2 separate regions of the Homo sapiens genome follow, and region 1 is linked to region 2. A link is a loop called in an ENCODE intact Hi-C map of the cell type or tissue named here. Cell type or tissue: HepG2. All regions are shown on one strand. Each heading gives the region's core, and the rest is flanking DNA. Links, peaks and the distances in the headings are about the cores only.

Region 1 (10,704 bases), core at 1,440-9,439, 69 kb before region 2:
GGAAAGATGTCTATAAACCTCTAAGACACAGAACTAAAGAGCAGTAGCAACAACATACAATTAGTAAAGCTAAAGAACAGAGACTGACTAATCTTCAGGTTATAAAATACAGGTCCCTATTTGACAGTTGACAAAACTGCAGGCACAAAGATTAATGGGTCTTTCTCAAGGCCATCCAGCCTGTGAGCAGCAGGATAGGAGCAGGGAGGACCCAGAGGGCTGACTCCAGTGGTTTATGGTCCTTCCTTGGACCACGTGGTAAGAAAGCAAAGTTTCTCTGTGTTTTATCAGAAAGTAAACTGTAAGAGTGTTGTGGCACAATGGAAAGATCCTATTTTTCAGAGGAGGAAAATAGCTTTCCTAATTATTACTCATTTTGTTTTTAAAGTATGGGTGAGAAAACAAAACATCAGAGAACCCTTGAAGTCTAGGAAAGAATTCTAAAGGCCAGGCGTGGTGGCTCAGGCCTGTAATCCCAGCACTTTGGGACGCCAACGCGGGCGATCACTTGAGGACAGGAGTTCGAAACCAGCCTGGCCAACATGGTGAAACCCAGTCTCTACTAAAAACACCAGGCTTGGCTGGCGCACGCCTGTAATCCCAGCTACTTAGGTGGCTGAGGCAGGAGAATTGCCTGAACCGGGAAGTGGAGGCTGCAGTGAGCCAAGACTGCACCACTGCACTCCAGCCTGGGCAACAGAGTGAGACTTTGTCTCAAAAAAAAAAAAAAAAGTCTAGGAAAGAATGCTAAAACAAAGAGAAAATTTTACTAGGACAGAGAATACCATATCTCATAAGGAAACTGCATTTGAAATAAAGCCATGCAATTTTTTCTTTTGCTGTCAGCTGCCTAAGGGGACAACTGCATTTCTTGTTTGCATGATAGTTTCTGTCAGCTGTAAGGATACTAAACAGAAACCCTAAGCCTCGTTTCGTTTAAAAAAAGGTAAAGCTACCAAAAAAAAAAAAAAGACATCATTTTCATACAGAAAATTTTTTGCACAGAAACTTGGAAGACATTTGAGGGTGCTTAAATTTCCACCAGGGAACAAACTCTTGTGAGTGACCTGTGTTGGGACAATAGAGAAATAAAACATGGAACCAGACTCCAATCTGGGCAGTAGCAGAAGTGTTTGTCAAGGCGGGAGAGTGAATGGCTGGAGGGCTAGCGTGGAGCAGGAGTGGGAGCAGGTATCTGGTTCCAGGGAAGGGCAGAGAAGCTTTTCAACGTGTTGACTGGAATGGGAATAGGAAAGGGAGAGGAGGCACAGGGGTGCAGTTCTACATTGTGTTTGTGTGTGTCTTCAGAGGGAAGGAGATTGGAATGATCCAAGCCATTTACTACATGTTGGTTTGTGCAGTCCACACTGGGAAAAGTCAAAGACAAGGACAAGCTCTGATGGGAGCCAAACGTAGCTACAGACAAATGATCAAATACTTTGAGTATCTGATCTACAAAGATCTGCCTACAATAAAGCAGGGCAACTGTTCAAGAGAAAATGTAGATGATGCCCAAGGGAAGGCAACACATATGAAATACACTCTAATTCACAGAAAGATTGGGAAAAGCAAAAACTGCTACAGTCATCTTGAAACACATTCAAAATCAGTTTGTTAAAACTCCTTTCATTCCATAATATCAGCATGCAAAATTAAATACTGTAAAATGTTAATTTATTATGGCAATAATAAGGATTATGAGAAAACATCACATCTTACTGCCAAATTTTATTTTTATTTTTATTTTTATTTTTTTGAGACGGAGTCTCGCTCTGTCGCCCAGGCTGGAGTGCAGTGGCGCGATCTCGGCTCACTGCAAGCTCCGCCTCCCGGGTTCACACCATTCTCCTGCCTCAGCCTCCCGAATAGCTGCGACTACAGGCGCCTGCCACTGCGCCCGGCTAATTTTTTTTCTATTTTTAGTAGAGACGGGGTTTCATCGTGTTAGCCAGGATGGTCTCGATCTCCTGACCTCATGATCTGCCCGCCTCGGCCTCCCAAAGTGCTGGGATTACAGGCTTGAGCCACCGCGCCCGGCTCTTACTGCCAAATTGAGCAATTATTTCTTAGAAAGAAATACACTCTGAAGAGACACTGCAGTGTATTTTACCTCTCCTTGGTATGGAGCTGAAAGTATCATGACCAGCACAGGGTGAAGAATCTGCAAAGCAAGTTTCTGTAAAAGCATGCCTCTTTGATTTGCCAACACAAAAAAGATTTCTTGTTTTCTGTCTGGCCCAGTGAAAGTGTCCTTCCATTTTAAGATGCCTTTTTTATTTTTAATTTTTTTAATTTTGAGATGGAATCTTGCTCTGTCGCCCAGGCTGGAGTGCAGTGGCGCCATCTCCGCTCACTGTAAGCTCTGCCTCCCAGGTTCACACCATTCTCCTGCCTCAGCCTCCCAAGTAGCTGCAACTACAGGTGCCCGCCACTACACCCGGCTAATTTTTTGTATTTTTAGTAGAGACAGGGTTTCGCTGTGTTAGCCAGGATGGTCTCCATCTCCTGACCTCGTGATCTGCCCACCTCGGCCTCCCAAAGTGCTGAGATTACAGGCGTGAGCCACCGCCCCCAGCCTGAAGATTCCTTTTAACGTAGGCAAGGAACTGAAAAAGATGTCAATGTTATGAAGGTCACTCTATGATCAACATCGGATTTTGACAGCAAAGCGATTTCATCATTTAATTTAAAGTAGCTCTGTCATCTCATTACAGGCTTAAAGGAGAAAGTGAACCCCCAACAGCTTCTGGTGACAAGCAGACCAAAAGCCACAATCACATTTACTCAAAAATGTTGGCCAGGTGTGGTAGCTCACGACTGTAATCCCAGCACTTTGGGATGCCGAGGAGTGTGGATAACCTGAGGTCAGGAGTTCGAGACCAGCCTGGCCAACACAGTGAAACCCCATCTCTACTAAAAACACAAAAACTAGCCGGGCGTGGTGGCGGGTGCCTATAATCCCAGCTACTCAGGAGGCTGAGGCAGGAGAATCACTTGAACCCAGGAGGCAGAGGTTGCAGTGAGTCCAGATCGTGCCACTGCACTCCAGTCTGGGCACCAGAGGGAGACTCCATCTCCCCAAAAAAAAAAAAAAAGTTTATGCTATCTCACAAACATAAAAAGGCAAAATCTCTGTTCTCTTCATTTGGATATCTGACCTCAGTTTTAGAAAGGGCTGAAACATGACATCATATACAAAAAAGGAGATTACTGTCCTTGCAACAGCAGCAGTTAAGGCTGCTGGGTCATCATGATTTTTTAAGAGTCAGGTGTATATGTTATTTTGGCACTTGTATTTCAGATTGTGTTTTTAATATTTGCCTTTCAGAAGCAGTACTATCTAGATTTGAATTTTGGGGTAAAACAGGCCAAAATATTCTTTTGCCTTTTATAACAAAATTATTTTGGCTTTTGTTATAAAAGGCAAAACAATACACATAAGTAAAACCTGAGTACTGGAAAGGTGGCATTTTAAAGTGTGTAAAGGGCCTAGGTTCAATGGGGAGAGGGGGGTGGAAGAAACAATGGCTGGGAGAAGACCCTAGTTTGCACTTTCCACCATGCCAAAAAATGTGAGCTTGTGCTTCACATATTCTAGGAATTCAATGAGTGCTTATTGAGAAGAGTCCCAGAGAGAAAGAAGCAGGTTTACTCCAATTTCTCAGGCGAAACTCAAGACTGTTCCAGTGGATAGTAGAATAAATCCCCTCTGGAAAACTGGAGGCTTGTTTCCACATAAGTCACTCATTTTCCCATGGTAAGCAGACAAGTGTACTAATGCTCTCTAGGAATCTCCAGTCCTATGTCCTATGTCAAAATCCAGAGTCAAGGCAACCTTTTAACCTCTAATAACTCTTAAGAAAATTTTAAAAGTACATTACGAATATGTAAGTCAAATCATACTTACAAAGGTCAAAAAAATTGGGAGTAATTTTCTTCTTAGGCATGAAAAATCCATTTATCTCTGATCACATATAGGCTGCCTTTCTCAAATGAGGAATTTTGTTCTCTAAAATTTTCTTTCCTGAGCTCAGTATTGTGTCCAAAGCTGTGTAACTATCGTTAGCTCCTACTCCCCAGCTGAGATAGTCAATTGAATATTTCTTTTCCTTTTCTTCAAGTTGTTATAAAAGGAAAACAGCTTGGTCTCCTTTAAAGCTGAGTTAAAATCACTTTTAAAAAAATTGTCAGCATCACTTGGGACTGCAGTCTAAAATTAAAACTGCTCTCAAAGTCTCCAGCAGTTCCATTCATCACCTGCTCAAAGCCATGCATGCTGCCAAATTTAACATTAGAATGGAGGCATGATTCTTTTAAAAAATTTTCAGAATCAATGTAAATTTTCACTTTGTAAGAAACCTTGTATTACCTCCCCTCCCCCAATAATCGCAATAGGAGAAAACACCTGGAAGTAAATAGCTCAACTTTTCTAATGCCATAAATATACTTGAAAAGTTCCTAAAAGTAGGCATAGGTCAAGCTTAGTGGCTTTCTTCATTTTTTGGAAACTGGTGCATTGAACTGCCATTCATTTTTAAATATTTGATCACTTGCCTTTAAACCAGGCCCACACGAATCTTATGTTTTCCAGAAATCCTCCAGATTACGTTGACCCAAAAGTGCATGTAAAGCCAGTGGGAAATAAAGAGAAATCTGTGTTTTATTCTGATTCAGAGGTAGGAAAGCTTGTATCCAGGCTGTGTCTTTATGTCCTGCTTAGGAGGTGGACTTCATCCAGGAGGTTTGGGGAGAAGAGGTTTACACAGGTATGCGACATGATGACAAATGTGAAACTTAGAAAACAAACAGGGCCATTTCCAAAACTAGAACTTAACTTATTTACCTGGTCATGATCAATATCTCCATCTCCTGTGATCACAATGCGTTTCTCAATTCTTGTTTCAGAAATTCCACCTTTTACAGTCTAAAGGTCATAAAGGAGAAGAAGAAAAAACAGCAATCACTGAAGCACGTTTACACAGTCAGAGCAAACAGAGATGGGAGTCCACCTAGACCTGTGGATCATTGTAAGGCCACACACAACAAGCAGCAAAAGACTGATATTCTAGAAACACTTTGTGCTTTATTTTTAGGCTCAATAGAGAATCCTATTACTAAAGTTATAGCATCCACAAGTATCCCTCAGCTGAGAGCAACCTTAAAACTCATTTATCAATATTCAAGATGGCATCTGTCCCATCTTAATCTCACTTGATTAAGATAGGACAGATATTATTTAATCCAAGTAGTTCCTTTAAGGGAATTCTGTTATAGTTTCCCGAGTTTCTTTACTCCTAGCTGGCCAATTTTTAAAAAGGAGAGTAGGGAGAAATCAGTTACTTGCAGAATTACAAGAAATTATAAGAATTTAGGTATCTGTTTTTGGTTTGAGAAACTGTTTGATGTGATATATATTTTTTTCCCATCACAGAAGACTTCTGTATGATGTGATGGTTTTGACTGATGGATTCTGAGCATACAAATTTATTTGCTGATTTTGTTTATTGCATTTAGTGCAATAATTTTAAAAAGGATTTGCTTTGGTTTCAGATACGGAAGATGGATGAGATTTTTGTTGAATGTTTGATTTGATGACACCCTGCGTAAGTAGTCATACACGTAGACATGGCGCATGGCTAGACAAAGGCTGCGAGCGGGGCTGGAGGAGGGAGCTCCTGGGGGAACTGCCTCACAGCGTTATGGGCTCCGTACAAGCTGCGAGTGCCTGGGGCACACTGGATGAGGCTGAGGAGATCATCTGGCTGTGACCTTCTAAACAGTCAATAAGCAAATACCACACGGTCCTGGGAAAGCGCACATCCAACATTTACAACTCTGATAAATGTACACTCTCAGTCACAAGTGACAGCATTTTACCATAACAAACCAGGCTTATCACTATGCTTAATAACTGGATATGCTTTAAAATGAGCACCAACAGTACCTTGCATTTATGCGGCATTTTTAAATTTACAAATTACTTTTGCTGTTTTTTAAATTGTTGTTGAAACATGGGTTGGGAAGGGCACAAGGGACACCTTTAAGACCTTTAGACACTTATCCAAAGTAAAAAACAGAAGAAGGAAATAGTGGAAAATAAGGCTGGAGTTAGAAAGCTGATGACTTCAGCATGCATCAGAATCACTGGAAGCTTCTTAAGACAATTCTAAGGTTTCAGGAGGACTGGAGTGGGGCCACGCTATTTATACTTCTAACAATGCCCCGGGTGAAGCTGATGCTGCTGATCCAGGGATGACTGGTTACCCAGTGCTAAACATTTAGAGAATTATGCAGGGAGGAACAGGGGAATGCCCCAAATCAGTATACTAGCGATCTTAAATGAGGGAAATTCTACATTATTTGAACAACTTGCTGAAAATTCTGAATGATGGCCTTCATTCATTCGCTTTAGTCAGGAGGGCTGGTTTAATAAAAGTAGAAGCACAAGTTTGTTTTTATAAATTATAAATTTTATTAAATTATTTATGGTTTTGTAGCTATCTTACATATAGCTATTCGTAACATATTTTTACCCCCTTGTACTTCACAAAATTGCAATTTGGCTTGAATGCATTTGTCAATGGAGCCTAATTTCTTGGATACTTTAAACCAAGGCATTTTGATTCCGCTGGCACTGTCTGTATCTTACTTGGAAGTGTGTACAGGAAGAGAGAAACAATTCAGAAAAGATTCTGTCTGTAATGTACCATCCTCTCCATATGATCCCCTGCATTGCTTTACCTTGGTGATGTGTGTGGTTGTCGTTGTTGACACGGACTCAGATGTGATGGTTTGTGCGGTCAGTAACGTGCCCGAATCACCACCAGCCCCGCCATCAATCTTTGGATAGTTGGGGGAAAAATACAAAGTAATGCTTAACTTCTGTTATGTTGTCAGAGAAGATCCCCGCCCCATCGAATATGCATCTTTTAAAATCCATGTGGTTTGCGTGTTTGCAGTAGTAATTACCATCCAGGAGAGCGGCTGGTATTTGAAACCGAGTAGAGGCAAAAGGCTAGGTGCACATGGAGAAGCAAACTCAACTGTGTGAGTGGAGAAAAGAGAGGAGAATGGACATAGTAGGTGGGACTGAAAGCTACAAGGGAATTATGACAGAATTTGTCTGAAGGACTTTTGCACAAGCTAGAAAATGAAACTAGAGAGCCAGGCAGAGAAGTTTCCACAGTGACCAGAAGCGCTGAGTTTGTTGTTTTTTAAGCACAGGTGGGTAAAAATAGATAAACATTTTATCAAATTACCAAGCAACAGAACCTGACCAGGACAAACTGAATCTGCATGATTTGGTTATCTGCTTACCTCTAGCGATTGTTTTCATCAACTACATTGTTCCTGTAATAGTTTGCATGTTGTGAGCATATATACGGGCACATATATTTCAATACTGCACATACGCATGTGCTCCTACATATATATAAATCCCATACATATGTTAAAATAGATTTTAACTTGTTTGCTTTGATATTGAAAGATGCAGAAGATTCTAGAGTTTCCAAGGGGAATCAATGAAGCAAATTAATAGCCTAACAGTTTATGTTAAGATCACGAAACATATTTGCCCTCTGTTTCCTGACACTGACACGAGGAAATAACTGGACGGTCCAGAGCCTTTCTGACTGTAAGAGGAAATCTCTTTCAAACTTGGGTCATGCACCTGTATGTCTTCATTCTGGCAACTTATCACAGCACAGACACATCACTAATGCTCCCCCGCCAAGCTGTTCATAAGAAACCTATTTGTGCTTATGTGGGATCAAGGCACACACAAGGATGCCATATCCAAAATAATTTTCAGATGTGTTTCACACATGCATGCATTAAACCTTTTAAAAAATATTCTGAGAGGTCAATAACCTGACATCCTCCACCATGATACAATTCTACCACAGAAGGTTCATCTTCTAAGTGGAGAAAATATTTATTTTATATTCTATTTTGAAATCATGAATGCTTTATCTTTTTTTGTTATTCTTAAGGTTAAACATCTTAATGCTTATTCCAAATCTTTACAGAACCAATGTGTGAAAACCTAAAATCAAACACACAAATCTGATAATTATTTAGACACATGGTATCACCATTCACATATGAATGACTACATAGGTCTTTAGAAAATAATTCCACACGAAGGAGAAGCACAGGTGTGTGTGCCTGTGTGTGTTTGTGTGTGTGTGTGTGTGTATGTGTGTTATTACAAGCAAGAATGAGTTGATTGGGTCAATCTTCACGGAGTTAGAGAGGGAAAGAAGCCTAAATCACATCCACAATTAGATCGGATTATTATTAATCGATGAATTATATCAGATAAACTTTGCAAGACAATTTGTTTCCTAAGTGTACACAAACATTCTTAGATATGTCAACTCAGAAATGGCTTTCAATCATATGAACAAGATTGATACTGTCTGTCCTAAATAATCATATGTACAGTTCCCCTATAATTACTGGGTTACCAATTTAATTGCAGCTCTCTGTCTCAATCTAAGAGAACATAGCAAATTATGTTGTTGAAGTACACTTACAAAGTGCAGATACAAAAAGCTACATCAAAGCCAGAAACATGTAAACTAAGAGAAGAAAGAATGAAAACATAGATACACTAAGGGAAAAAAGAGCTCGAACAGTCCAAGTCTAGAGCTTTTGTACCTGTGGAGACTCATATGTGATGGTTTTGGTCTCAGTTTGGACAATGGGGACTTCCTTGGTGGAGATTTCTGTCCTTTGTGAGGCATCAGAAATTGTTACCATCTCTGTTTTTACCACTGGTGGCTGAGGTGGAAAAGGAAGGGAAAAATAAATTCTAGAGGTAATAAAGTAAAAGTGTTTAATGGAACCTTCACAAATAATAGTAAGAAACATATCCAAACACACACTCATGCACAAAAGAAAAGAGTAAAAGCAAACAACCTAAAACAAACAAAAGAAATAAAAGAAAAATTTTCCTTCAAATATATCATATATACACATACATACATGTGCACATAGATACGTACATATATATGAATGTGTGTATGTGTACATACACATATATGAAAAATAAGTTGACATGATGGCTTCCTAAATTATGTTACTCTTTAAATTAAGATGGTCCCAAACTACTTTTATGTCAAGCCTAGTGTATAGTGACACACACACACACACACACACACACACACACACACTCTCTCTCTCTCTCTCTCTCTCTCTCCTCCTCCCTCCTTAGCTTTGGGCAAGTAATAATAAATTGAAAAGAAAATAGAATGAACTATGTGAAGTGACTTGTCTCTATTTTTATTATAATTTAAAGGACCACATAGTTTGTGTGAAGGCTCACTGCCTTTAACTGGCATGCCAGCTAGGTAGGCTAAGATTTGTTCTTCTGCCCACAATACCTTTTCTGCCTTATTGTTAACAGACACACCATTTTCAGAAAGGATGTCTTCAAGTATTACTGTTTTCAGTTATACCTGTCTAAAATTTGCAGTGTTTCTTCTGTATTACCTAAGTTAAAATGCTCTATCTAAAATTACTCCATCAATGTTACACCAATGCTTTGAACAATTTAAAACATTAAAGGAAATATTCAACGGCTTATTAACATTTTAGTCTGCCGAGTATGCATGCTTAATATTAATGCAACACCAGACTATACTACTACCAAAATACTGCAGTACTTTCTTTGAGAGAACATTCTCAACAGGCATAATTATTTAAAGAGGAGTAACGATATGTTAAATACAGAATAGTTCAAAGTGTTCAAAGACTCTTGAAAAATCTTCTCTAAAGTGAAACAGAAGTTTAAAAGTAACATGGTTAAAATCCACTTAATTATTTTAAGACAAAGTCACTTCAACATTTTCCATCCCATCGAAGAGAACAAAATAAATCTCTGTACTGTGGGCATTTAATATTAAAATCAAGAAATATTCCCAAGGAAATAAACCCTCCCTCAGCCTAACTCCCAAATGAGAGACACTGCACTTAGTGACCAAAAAGTTCTCTTCTTTGAAAAGAAAAAGATTCATGTCCAATGTATAGATAATCCACAAAACATATAATCATCTGGCAAATACTCCAGAATTGACATCAGGATAGAATGAGAAGCGAGGATATCCTCCTATCAAATAGCCTAGCCTCTGGCTGCCTGGAAGAAAAGAAAGGCTCTTAACAAAACCATACAACCCCTGCAATCCCAAAACAGAAATCACAGTGGCATTCAAGAAATAACATTCTCATCACTGCTGGATACTGCATTCAGAGAACCACGGTAATCAGAGACTGCTGTCATTTCTAAAACTCTGAAGCTGAAGAATGAGCCAAGAAGTCAAACCCAATCATGACATCAGGGGCACACACACTCAGCAGTGACCATTTTTTTTTTCAACATTACATATACATTTTTCTAATTAAACCAAAAGGGGAAAAAAAGGCATTTAGTGTGAGGAAGCAGTGCAACTGAAGACAAAACAGTTGAAAACACCCAAAACATGCAAAGAAAAATTTAAATGTGAAAAGGGAAGGAAAAATTGATGTGGTGCTTCTAGGAAAGTTTACCCTACAGGTGTCCAGTGGCCGCAGAGAAGCTGGAACCCATGAACTGGGCGGGCAGAAAATCCACAAAGCAGTGCTTCCCCCTTCCTCCCATGAGAGAGAAAAATCAGATTCTTGTTGAAAAAAGCTGAAGAACTGGGAGGACAGGAGAAGAAA
Region 2 (10,704 bases), core at 1,670-9,669:
GAAGTGGGACAAGAAATCAACTGCCCCTAAGGACTTAACATATTTTTACCTTGAATATATATATATAAATTTAAGAAGCTGCTGTGAACAGAGATGTAAGAGCCTTTGACAGCCATAGAAGAAAAGCTCATTGTCTCTTCAATGGCAAAACATAAGCAGAGTGGTGACTCATCTCCAATTAAGATGCACACCCCTGGAACAACCCAACTGTGAGGTCAGGTCAGACACACGCCTCCTCCCCAGGTGCACTGATAAAAGCCACCAATGCACTGCTAGTGAAAAAGAAAAAGCCATCAGACTTTTCCATCCTCAAAACGAATGCCCTCTCACTATCAAAATGTGTACTAGCTCATCCAGTGTGTGAAAATTAATGTTCCCCACACATGTATCTTGAGGAGGAGAATCTGGTATTTTTATTATTAAGCCTCTTATGGTAACATTTCTGAAAAGAATAGAATTGCATCAAATTGTAAAGGGAAGAAGGAGAATGCCACACAGATAACATTATTTCAACATAATAAGCAGTGTAAGGCCTGGCATGGTAGCTCACGCCTGTAATCCCAGCACTTTGGGAGGCTGAGGCAGGCATATCTCTTGAGCTCAGGAGTTCAAGATCAGCCTGGGCAACATGGTGAAACCTCATCTCTACAAAAAATACAAACGTTAGCCAGGTGTGGTGGCGTGTGCTTGTAGTCTCAGCTACTCCGGAGGCTGGGGTGGAAGGATTGCTTAAGCCTGGGAGGCTGAGGCTGCAGTGAGCTGTGTTCACGCCACTGCAATCCAGGCTGGGTGACAGTGAGACCCTGTCTCAATAAATAAATACATAAATAATAAAAAATTTAAAAATAAAACAATGTGTCACATACATATTACAGGTTTGCAATGAGGATTTAATAGTCAATTAAATTACTGAGCATGTTTAAGATAGATATGTGCTTGTTTGTCTACATATTAAAAGTATATACAAATACAGCATAGAGAATAAGAGTATTGGGCTCTGTATGTCAAACACCAAAGTTCTAAATACACTTCCACTACTTACAAGCTATGTGACCCATGGCAAGACACTTAACGTCTGCTTGCCTTAATCTGCTCATCTGTGAAATGGGGATAACAGATAGCAGATACCACAGGAGGTGCGGTGAGTACTAAAAGAGTTGCAGTACATAACAATTGGTTATGATGCTATTTGAAATTAGGGTAAAAAGGATATTTAAGACAACTGATGTCTACAAAAATACACCTCAGTTCAAGGAGAAAACACGTTCCAATTCCAACACTAGCTTCAAGTCAACTCTTACTAATAATTCACATGTTCTCATTGGTTTCCATTTCAAAAATAGGAACATGCCCTCATGGGCAGAATTTCCTTACAAGATTAAGAGGAAAAAACATCCACACAGCTCACCACTACAATTTGGCAGTACATGAGGTATCAGCATGATGGCTGGACCAGTTCCTCTATCGGACCTAGTTCCTCTATCATTCAACATTTTGTAAGCATTTACTATTACTGCACCGCACCAGTGTGACAAAGTAAAACCACTTAAGTCTCCCTGTCTGTAAAATGAGGGTAATAGCTACCTCAGAGCTCACGTGAGAATAAAATTAACCCAGTGAGATGGAATATGCCTCAACCAACCATAGCAGTACTCTACTGTCAACTATTCCTTCACTAGTCCACATCTAACAAACACCAAAATGTTTCTAGATGCTAAAGCTGCTTCTCTACTATTCTTTCCTTCTCTCTCCAGGGAACAGATATTCTCAATGCTTGATGAGATCCTGATTGCACATACACATTACTTAAGCTTCCATCTGCCTCTCCACCCTCAACGAACTCAAAATCTGGAAGGAAAAGCAAAAATGCAACAACACATGAAGCACATGTTGAGAGAGCGATGTACAAAGTGCTATCAGAACACCAGGAATGGAATGAGTAAATGTGACTAACAGAAATCACAGCTGCGCCAAGAATATGATATCTGAAGGGAATCTTAGAGGAGGAAATGATTTTTTGAGGTAGAGAAAACAGATATTCAAAATAACTTACTTTTTACTTTGGATGTTTATAGAGCTTACTTTTTACTTCGGATGTTTATAGAGACTGAGTGAATTTCTGTTCAAAAGATACTGGAGGATACAGTAAAATGAAAAAAGGAAGCCATCCAGAATAAACAAGCCATGCGATATGACTGCTGGTTACCCTGTCCGACTCTCAGATGACTGTGAGGACTTGCCAAGCTAGCACTCAATCTTTATTGACCCATATGTGTCAGTTCCTATGTTAAGATACCAGGGAATCAATGATGAGCACGACAAACATGGTCTCAGGAAATTTATATGCAACTGGCAGAGAAAGAGAATGAATGGGAAGCCAAAAATAAAGCATTATGTATCTACCAATTTGGACATAATTAGGTACCTGGCCCAATTGGCTCAAAGAAAAGTGACCAGTAGCCTACAAGATAGCCTGATACAAGAGCTCTGCACAACAACAATCTTTTGCTCTGGGGATGAGGAATAGCAGATAGAATCACGACTTCCCTCAGGGAGATTAAATACAAGACAGACAGTCACACACACACACACACACACACACACACACACACACACATACACGCACAGTCATAAAGTGGTATAAACAGTAGGAAAGACAGCGAGAAGGCAATTAGCAGAAGCCAAAGGTATCACGAGGCCAACCTATATTTGCCAAAGTTATTTTCCACTGGTCCCACTCATCCCATGAGTTATATACACCACTCATTCCCAAAAAGAGCAGCAGAGTGAGACAAGAAAAATTCTCCTTGTTGCATATGATTACTGAGCACCAAAACACCTATTTGTATAACAGACACCCTGAGGAGTCCTGCAATGCAAAAACCCTGTTTCCCATTATTCCTTTCACTTGGGAAACCTGATGTTTCCCAAAACTATTTAGCAAAAGAGCCCACTATTTTTTAATACAACATTTACTAATGTATTCTACAACAGAATTTTTGTTTTAAAGACCACACCTCACTAAATGAGGTAGGAAAGAATTACAGGTTGAGCATCCCAAATCCAAAAACCCAAAATATGAAATGCTCCAAAATCCAAAAGTTTTTTAACGCCAACATTATGCTCAAAGAAAATGCTCATTGGAGCATTTCGGATTTCCAATTTCTTGATTTGGAGTGCTCAAGTATTACAAAATCTGAAAAAACTTGAAATACAAAATATTTCTGGTCCCAAGCATTTCAGATAAAAGATACTCAACCTGTACCACCATCTGACTCTAACGCAGATGTAGACACTGGTATTCACATCTGTTTGATTCAAAAATGCCAAAAGATAATCCAGTTTAAACTGGTCCAAGATTAGATATGCCCAGCTGCCTGGGAGAAGCAAGAAATTCTCATAGACAAAAATCTCAAAAAACATACATTAAAAATCACAAAACGACAAGGAAACCAGACACCATTATTGAGAGACACAGTATCAGAATCAGATCTTCAGAGACTGCACATAGTAGAATTATCAAGAACAAAACACAAAATATATATGTTTTATGTGTTTATAAGAAATATTTTAAAATATGACTAAGGAAAAAGTGAATATGAAAAAGCAGGTTTTGAAAATAATCAAATAAAACACCTAGAAATGAAAACTATAGTAACTAAATTATAATCCAAATGGACAGGATATGACAAAGCTGAAGAGAAAACCAGTGAACTGGAAGATAGATCTGAAAAAAACTATCCAGAATGTGGCTGAGAAAGACAAAGGGAAGGACAATATGAAAGAACTTCACAGACATGGAGAACAGAATGAGGGGTCTACAAATATCTCATCAGAGTCCTAGATGGAGATGAGAGAGAATAAGGGAAAGGCAATATTAAAAGAAACAACGCTATAAAACTTCAAATTAAGAAAGCTCAATGAATCCCTAGCAAAATTAATAAAATTTATTAATCTACAATGATTTTATTCTACTAATTTATTATTTATACTCAACATATAAAAGGTTCTAACACGCATTATTTTTTTAAATAGCTATAATAAAGTCATCAAGACAAGAGGGAATGAAACATAAGCTAGGGAATAAAAAGAAGGACTGAGAAGGAAAATTGTAACAAAAAAACACAGAAAAGTCACTCCTAAGAAACCTAAAACAGATGTGCTTTGGAGGCTTATTCAAAAAGGCAAACAAAATAAGTAGTACATTTCTTCTTATATTCTAAAAAGCATCAGATTATCAGGTGACACATATTAAATGCTACATATGAATGTTCCAAGTTATAACATTTATAGCACTAATGTTCAATCAAACTCGATTGGGTCGGCTCAGACAGCAACACCATCTAGTGGCTCACAACTTTGTCTTCACACTGTTCACAACACATTCCATAAATAATAATTCTCTTTGGGGTGGGGGTGAAGAACCAAGGCACAATGCATAATGGTAGCACATAAAAATGTACAGGGGCATGTAAGTTGAAATTGTTCCTCAAAATAGTTCTTCCTTTCCCCCGAGATTCTGGTATGTTCCATCTTTCTTGAGAATCACCAATTCTTAACAATACGGAAGAAAAGTACTGCAGTATAATCACAGTGTCCTGGGCTTGACCCCCAGCCCTACTCTTAACAGCTCTGTAACCACAGTAAGTTACGTAACTTCTCTATGCCTCAGTTCCGCTCTTTAAAAGTACCCACCTTATAATGGTGATGAGATAATTAAATGAAGTATGTTTAAAGTGATCAATAAAATGTTTGGCTTATTACATGGATTCATTAAAGCCAGCTGAAATTACAAGACCTTTTTGAGCTGCTCTAAAATAATAATTGATTTTAAATATGATTTTAAAGTTTTCCATTATCTAATCAAACTTTCTTATTTCACAAATAAGAAAAATAAGGTTATAGAAAGTTTATCTAATTTTTCAGTCTGATTTCTGAATTTCTTTTAAAATAATTAAATTATTATGTATGCTCTTAATATACACTAATATTCCACACTTCTATCCAGGAAAGTAATTTTCTTCCATTAACATTGCTTTTAAAAAAAAAAAAATCAACAACTTGAATTCTACTGTATAAAAAGGACTACAAATATACATTTGTTAACCAAGCAAAATATACACATAATTTTGCTTCATAACTTTCACCTAAGATACCAGTACACGTAGTTGCTTCATTAGTTGTCACAGCAATTTTGGGGTATTGCCCCAGATAAAGAGAACCACTTACTGACTTATCAAGACATATTCTAATTTTTTTCCTCTGATTTATTTACAAGTGTCAAAACTACCTCTACTTGTATACAAATCTCCAAAATATCCTTCCCTATGAAGCCTGTTCCAATCTCTCAATATTGCATCATTCTCCTTCAAGAGCATTATTCACATCTATGGCACTTATTCTTCTATTCTACTCCTTTTGATACTTATTACTTTCAGATACTGAGTTCTTTAAGAAAGAGGACATCTTACTTCAATGCCTCCTACTGAGTAATTAGCTGACTAGTAGGCCAAAAGATAGCTGCTGATGGAACGGCTCAATGCCATAAGGCCAGTCAAAAAGTTGGCAGAGTTGAGTCTAGAATTCAGGCCTGCTGGTTTCTTACACAATCTTCCTTACCTAGCTGATGGACTACCAACCCATAATGTTCAAGGACCTAAACCAAACACACACTGCCAACTAGTTTCTGGGAGAAGACCAGCACAGACCAACACTTCATTTTCACAATTCTACATTATGCTTATACTCTTCCTTAGTAAACTAGGGCATTTCCAAATACATTTTGGGAACTAGAGGGAAAAAGCCAATCTGCCCCTTCCTCTTAAGAGTAGGCCATACCTCATCTTTATGCAGAAAGGACAGGGGGTTTCCTAGTCTTGCACATTCCTCCACTAAGACATCACTTTCGCTGTCATTTCTTCTTGCTATCTGAAGCATGCCTTTGCTTTGTTTCTGTTCTTACAGTAGAATCTTCATAAAGTACAATCCGAGTCAATCTCTATTCTAATAATATGATATCAAGTTTATTAAACAATAAAAACCATGCAACTGTTAATAAAACTTGCCAAATACACTTCAAAAAGAAATATTTTGAATATAACTTTCTATATTAAATATCAACAAGCTTAGCTATCTATTTTTCGTCTGTCTGCCTCTCCCTAACCCTACTTATACCACTCACTAGCAATATAAAGTTAACGGGTTGAAAACTTTAAAACAATAAACAAAAAAAGCCCTTTGGTCTACTTTCCAGGTATCAGAGTTTTAGTTTTTTTAAAAACCTATATATTATAGATACCCACAAAAGAGAGACAAAACAAGACAATTTGGATGGGCTCAAAATACATTATTCAAAAATTAGAATGCTAGCTTTTGGGAACTTTCATTTAAAAAGAAAAAGAGTAAATGAAATCTACTGCAGATGCAGCCCAAGGAAGGCAGGCTGGAATCTGAGAGGCTGAGCAAAGTCCCCCATGCCTGTGCTGTTATTTGTGGCATTCAACACTGAGGCCAAAACATGACATTTCTGGAGGCCTCTCAACTTGGAGGAATTTGTGCAACTGCTTACCCGGCAGATTGTAGTGAATGCCACACACCACTGGCGTTTTATAAACACCATCACTGTCTCCGTGTAGGGCCCTCCACACTGCAGTTATTGTGTGCTGAGGAGACGATGATGGGAAGCGCACAATGCAATCTATACATTACAGCCCTGAAGCTATGTATTTTGCACTAGCTCCAAACAACACTATGCAAATATAAAAGGCCAAGGAAAGAAAGGTATGCACAGAGCAAACACAACAACTGATACATTGTTGGGGGAGGAGGATGGGAATCCAATAAAACCATACGGAAGAAGAGAGAGTGTCTCAAATCCAAGGCTGTGATTTATCAGATAATTATTTTCTTACCAATCTAAGGGAGCTGTCAACACATCTCTTTCCCAAAGTTCATTCAAACCCCAGGAAAAAGAAACCCTGGTCAATTTTGTGTGTGTGTTAAAAACATAATTCCAGTAGTAAATGAGACATTGATATAGTAAAGGAAGATTCTTAAGAAAAGCTTCCCTGATCATTAGTAAGAATTAAGTTTGAAAACGTTTTTTCCAAATACTCAAAAAAGATACATATTATATATAATATACAAACATATGCATGTAGATACATAAATATAGAAGACATATACATAAATACATATTTCTCTTTTCTAAGAGATGGGGTCTTGCTCTGTTGCTGAGCCTGGAGTGAAGTGGCACAATCCTGGCTCACTGCAGCCTCAAACTTCTAGGCTCAAACGATCTTCCTGCCTCAGCCTCCTGAGTATCTGAGACTACAGGTGCATGCCACCATGCCTGGCTAATTTTTAAAATGTTTTGGTAGAGGCAGATGGGGTTTCATCATCTTACCCAGGCTGGTCTCTAAAACCTCTGGGCTCAAGCAATTCTCCCACCTTGGCCTCCCAAAGTGCTGGCATTACAGGTGTGAGCCACAGCACCCGTCCCTTTCTTTTTGTTTTCTTTTTTTTTTTTTTTTGTAACTGAAAAATTTTTTTCAAACTTAATTTTCATTAATCAGGAAAACTTTGTATATACGTATACAAGTAAACAGTTAAGATAGATAAGAGATTTACGTAAACATGTTGGATTCTTACAACATATTTTTCTTGTATACTATTCCTTAGAGAATAAACCAAAAAAAGGAAGGGAGGGAGAAAGGAAAACTTCTCACAGTTCATTAAGGATTGCCACATCTTTTCCATTCCACAGGATTCAAAGGATTATGACAGAATATTGGGGGAATTTTGCAGTGTTGTTGACAGGAATGACACAAAATACCATTCAATGTAGTTTCAGTTGCTAAAAATTAAAATTAAAAAGCTGCTGCTTAGAAAAACACACACTAGACTAGAACAGACTGCAAAGATACCCTCCAGTAACTGTAACCTGCAATCATTTAAAAGGAAATCCTAGTAAAGCTATAAGCACACAGGTTCACCTTTAATAAAATCACATAGATACTTTGACTCCTTACTTGCCCTTCTTACTTGTTATATAAGTAAGGCCCTTATTTCATGAGCACGATGCTTCCAAGCCCATCAAGTCTAAGAGCAGTATTCAATGGAATGTTCTTCCACCCCAGTCTGCTGGGTTTTGAAATATTTCAGAATTCTTAACTGAGCATATAATTAATCTCATAAGCAACTCGGTAAGCTTAAACAAGATGCAAAAATATATTTCATTTTTATGCTATGTGGAAAATGGCACCAAAAAAATCTGAAATCCTGCTACCAACATTATTAACACAAAAAAACCCACTGTCAATAACAGTTGAAGTCTATGATATGGCCCCTTTTTTTAAAAAGAAAATAAATGCTAATTTTTAGTTTTAAACAATATCAACCTTTTAATATCTCATTCATAACTACACACGAATTTATTTCTTAGGCAGTTGTAGTTTTTATCTCCTGCAGCCCAGAAATTTTCAATAGTTTTCAAGACACAAGAATCAGCTAGTAGACTAGGGTGTGCCCACTTGGAGGACTTCTATCTCCAAACAGGTATGCAGAAGGCTATTCCAGGAACCAATTCCCACTCCTCACATTTACATTCTAGCTCCACAACAAACCCAAAGCCAACCTCTGGAATGAAGATGCAGAAAACCTCAAAAAAGCCCCCAGAGCAATGGATCTTAAAGCTTGCTAAGAAAACCATATTTGATGACATGTAAATACCCACAAATTTTATACAAAAAAAGTTTTTTTGCTTAAACAAGACAATAAACACCTCTGTCAGTTCTAGTATGTCAGTTGCTCAGCCATTCATAAAATACAGCCCTGCAGGCATTCCATAAATGCCTTCCTTTGGTAATAAAAGTTTAATGGAATAGTATTCTAGCTTATGAGGAAGAATTATCTAAATCTTCATTTGCTCTAAGTAAACAGCTGCTAAATAGCCTGCTAAATTTGCAACTTCTTATCTGCAAAAAACAAATATTTCTACTCTTAGAGTTTATTTCAGTGGGAAATAAGTTCACCTTTGACATTCTACATTTTTGTAACACAACTGGTTATAGCCAATGTCTCTCTTCTGACCCTCCAACAGAAGGGTAAGTCCTTGGACACTAGGGATTGGTTTATTCAAAATTACAAGATAAAATATACTATTTTTAAATCTTGTGGGGTTTTTCTTACTTGTAAAAGTACTAAATAGGGTTTAATTTTTCAGTCTAACCAAGTTATTTAAATTACAAAGACATTGCAAATATATAAGTGGCATACGTTTACATTAAGGCCCTTCTAAGCCAAATAGTGATAAAATACAAGAATACTAGAAATTTATCCAAGGCATACGACTTAAGTATTTTCATCAGAAATTTAAGAAAGCTGGTAAAATCCTGAGAAAAATATATAATCAGGATTTTAAAATATAATAACAATTAGAGTTAATATTTATCAAGCCCTTACTATGTCCTAGGCATTGCTCAAAACAAATCATAACCAAATTCAGCTATCGATTAGTTAGCAAACAGCTGTGAAGTAAAGGAACCCAAACATGCACTTAGTAAGACCTCCTACAGTCTTAACGTGAGGCCTCTCAAAGCAGTTCTTAACTCTGGCTGCACAAATGCTCCAGCCGGCATCAGACCCGCTGAATTAGAATCTACAAAAGAAGAACCTGGGCATCTGTAACTTTTTATTTAGACCAGTTTTAGGTTCGCAGCAAAATTGCGCATAAGGTACAGAAGTTTTCCATATATTCCCTGCTTTCACACATGCATAACCTCCCCCATTGGGATAATTACCAACATCCCACACAGTGGGTACATTTGTTACAACTGGTGAACCTCCACTGACATGTCGTTATCACCCAAAGTCCACAGTTTATGTCAGGGTTCACTCTTGGTGTCCTGCATTCTATGTGTTTGGACAAATGTACAATGACACGTATCCACGATGTATTATAGCATCATACAGAGTAACTTCATTGCCCTAAAAACCCTAAAATTTTTTTAAAAGCTTAACCAACAAATTTTTAAAAGCTTAACCATGAGGCAGTCAGCAAAGAGGATCCCTGTCCCAGCATTCAACTATCTGCCTGCATACTCCAAATCCATCAATTTTCAGTTTTCAATCTGGCCAGGCTACATCCCATGGTGTATATGTGCTCCTTTTGTCCCTTTCAAAGACCCAGATAGAAAAGCCAGGATAATAAATCAAATGCTCAATTATTCACTTAAAATGCTTTAAAAAAAAAATGATTGGCTGGGCGCGGTGGCTCATGCCTGTAATCCCAGCACTTTGGGAGGCCGAAGCAGGTGGACCGTGAGGTCAGGAGTTCAAGACCAGCCTGGCCAAGATGGTGAAACCATGTCTCTACAGAAACTACAAAAAATTGCCAGTTGCAGTGGCAGGTGGCTGTAATCCCAGCTACTCGGGAGGCTGAGGCAGAATTGCTTGAACCAGGACAGCAAAAGTTGCAGTGAGCCAAGATCGTGCCACTGCCCTCCGGCCTGGGTGACAGAGTGAGACTCCATCTCAAAAAGAAAAAAAAAAAAAAGATTAACACAGCCTGCTAAAATAAGATTTATCTGACAATCTTCAATGACAACTATATTTGAGTCTACCTTTGTGAAAGAAATCATCAGGTGGAAAAACACAAGACGACTGGAGATCCTACATCTTATCACAAGCCAGACCCATTGAAAC

What was found. Peaks named below come from ENCODE experiments on the same cell type or tissue, not always from the same donor. Only the 100,000 strongest peaks of a DNase experiment are listed, where the experiment ranks them.
Region 1: a loop joins it to region 2, with 8 times the contacts of the local background. A loop is called at or near these places in 2 of 110 quality-filtered maps.

Annotation. Positions count from the first base shown.
Region 1 is chr6:130,858,795-130,869,498 of GRCh38, forward strand. EPB41L2 (erythrocyte membrane protein band 4.1 like 2) reads right to left here. Exons shown (of 20, transcript NM_001431.4): 16 at 8,665-8,787; 17 at 6,742-6,840; 18 at 4,844-4,924. Among named protein-coding and RNA genes, the nearest start is that of SMLR1, 37 kb to the left of the region's middle. RefSeq lists an enhancer at 4,755-5,049. In HepG2, for the core only: no CTCF peak of the experiment used is centred there; DNase peaks (open chromatin) are centred at 4,917 and 5,767.
Region 2 is chr6:130,927,281-130,937,984 of GRCh38, forward strand. All of the region lies in intron 3 of EPB41L2 (erythrocyte membrane protein band 4.1 like 2), which reads right to left. Among named protein-coding and RNA genes, the nearest start is that of SMLR1, 110 kb to the left of the region's middle. RefSeq lists a silencer at 1,929-2,223 and an enhancer at 4,208-4,377. In HepG2, for the core only: no CTCF peak of the experiment used is centred there; DNase peaks (open chromatin) are centred at 6,641 and 7,781; H3K4me3 peaks cover 958 bases.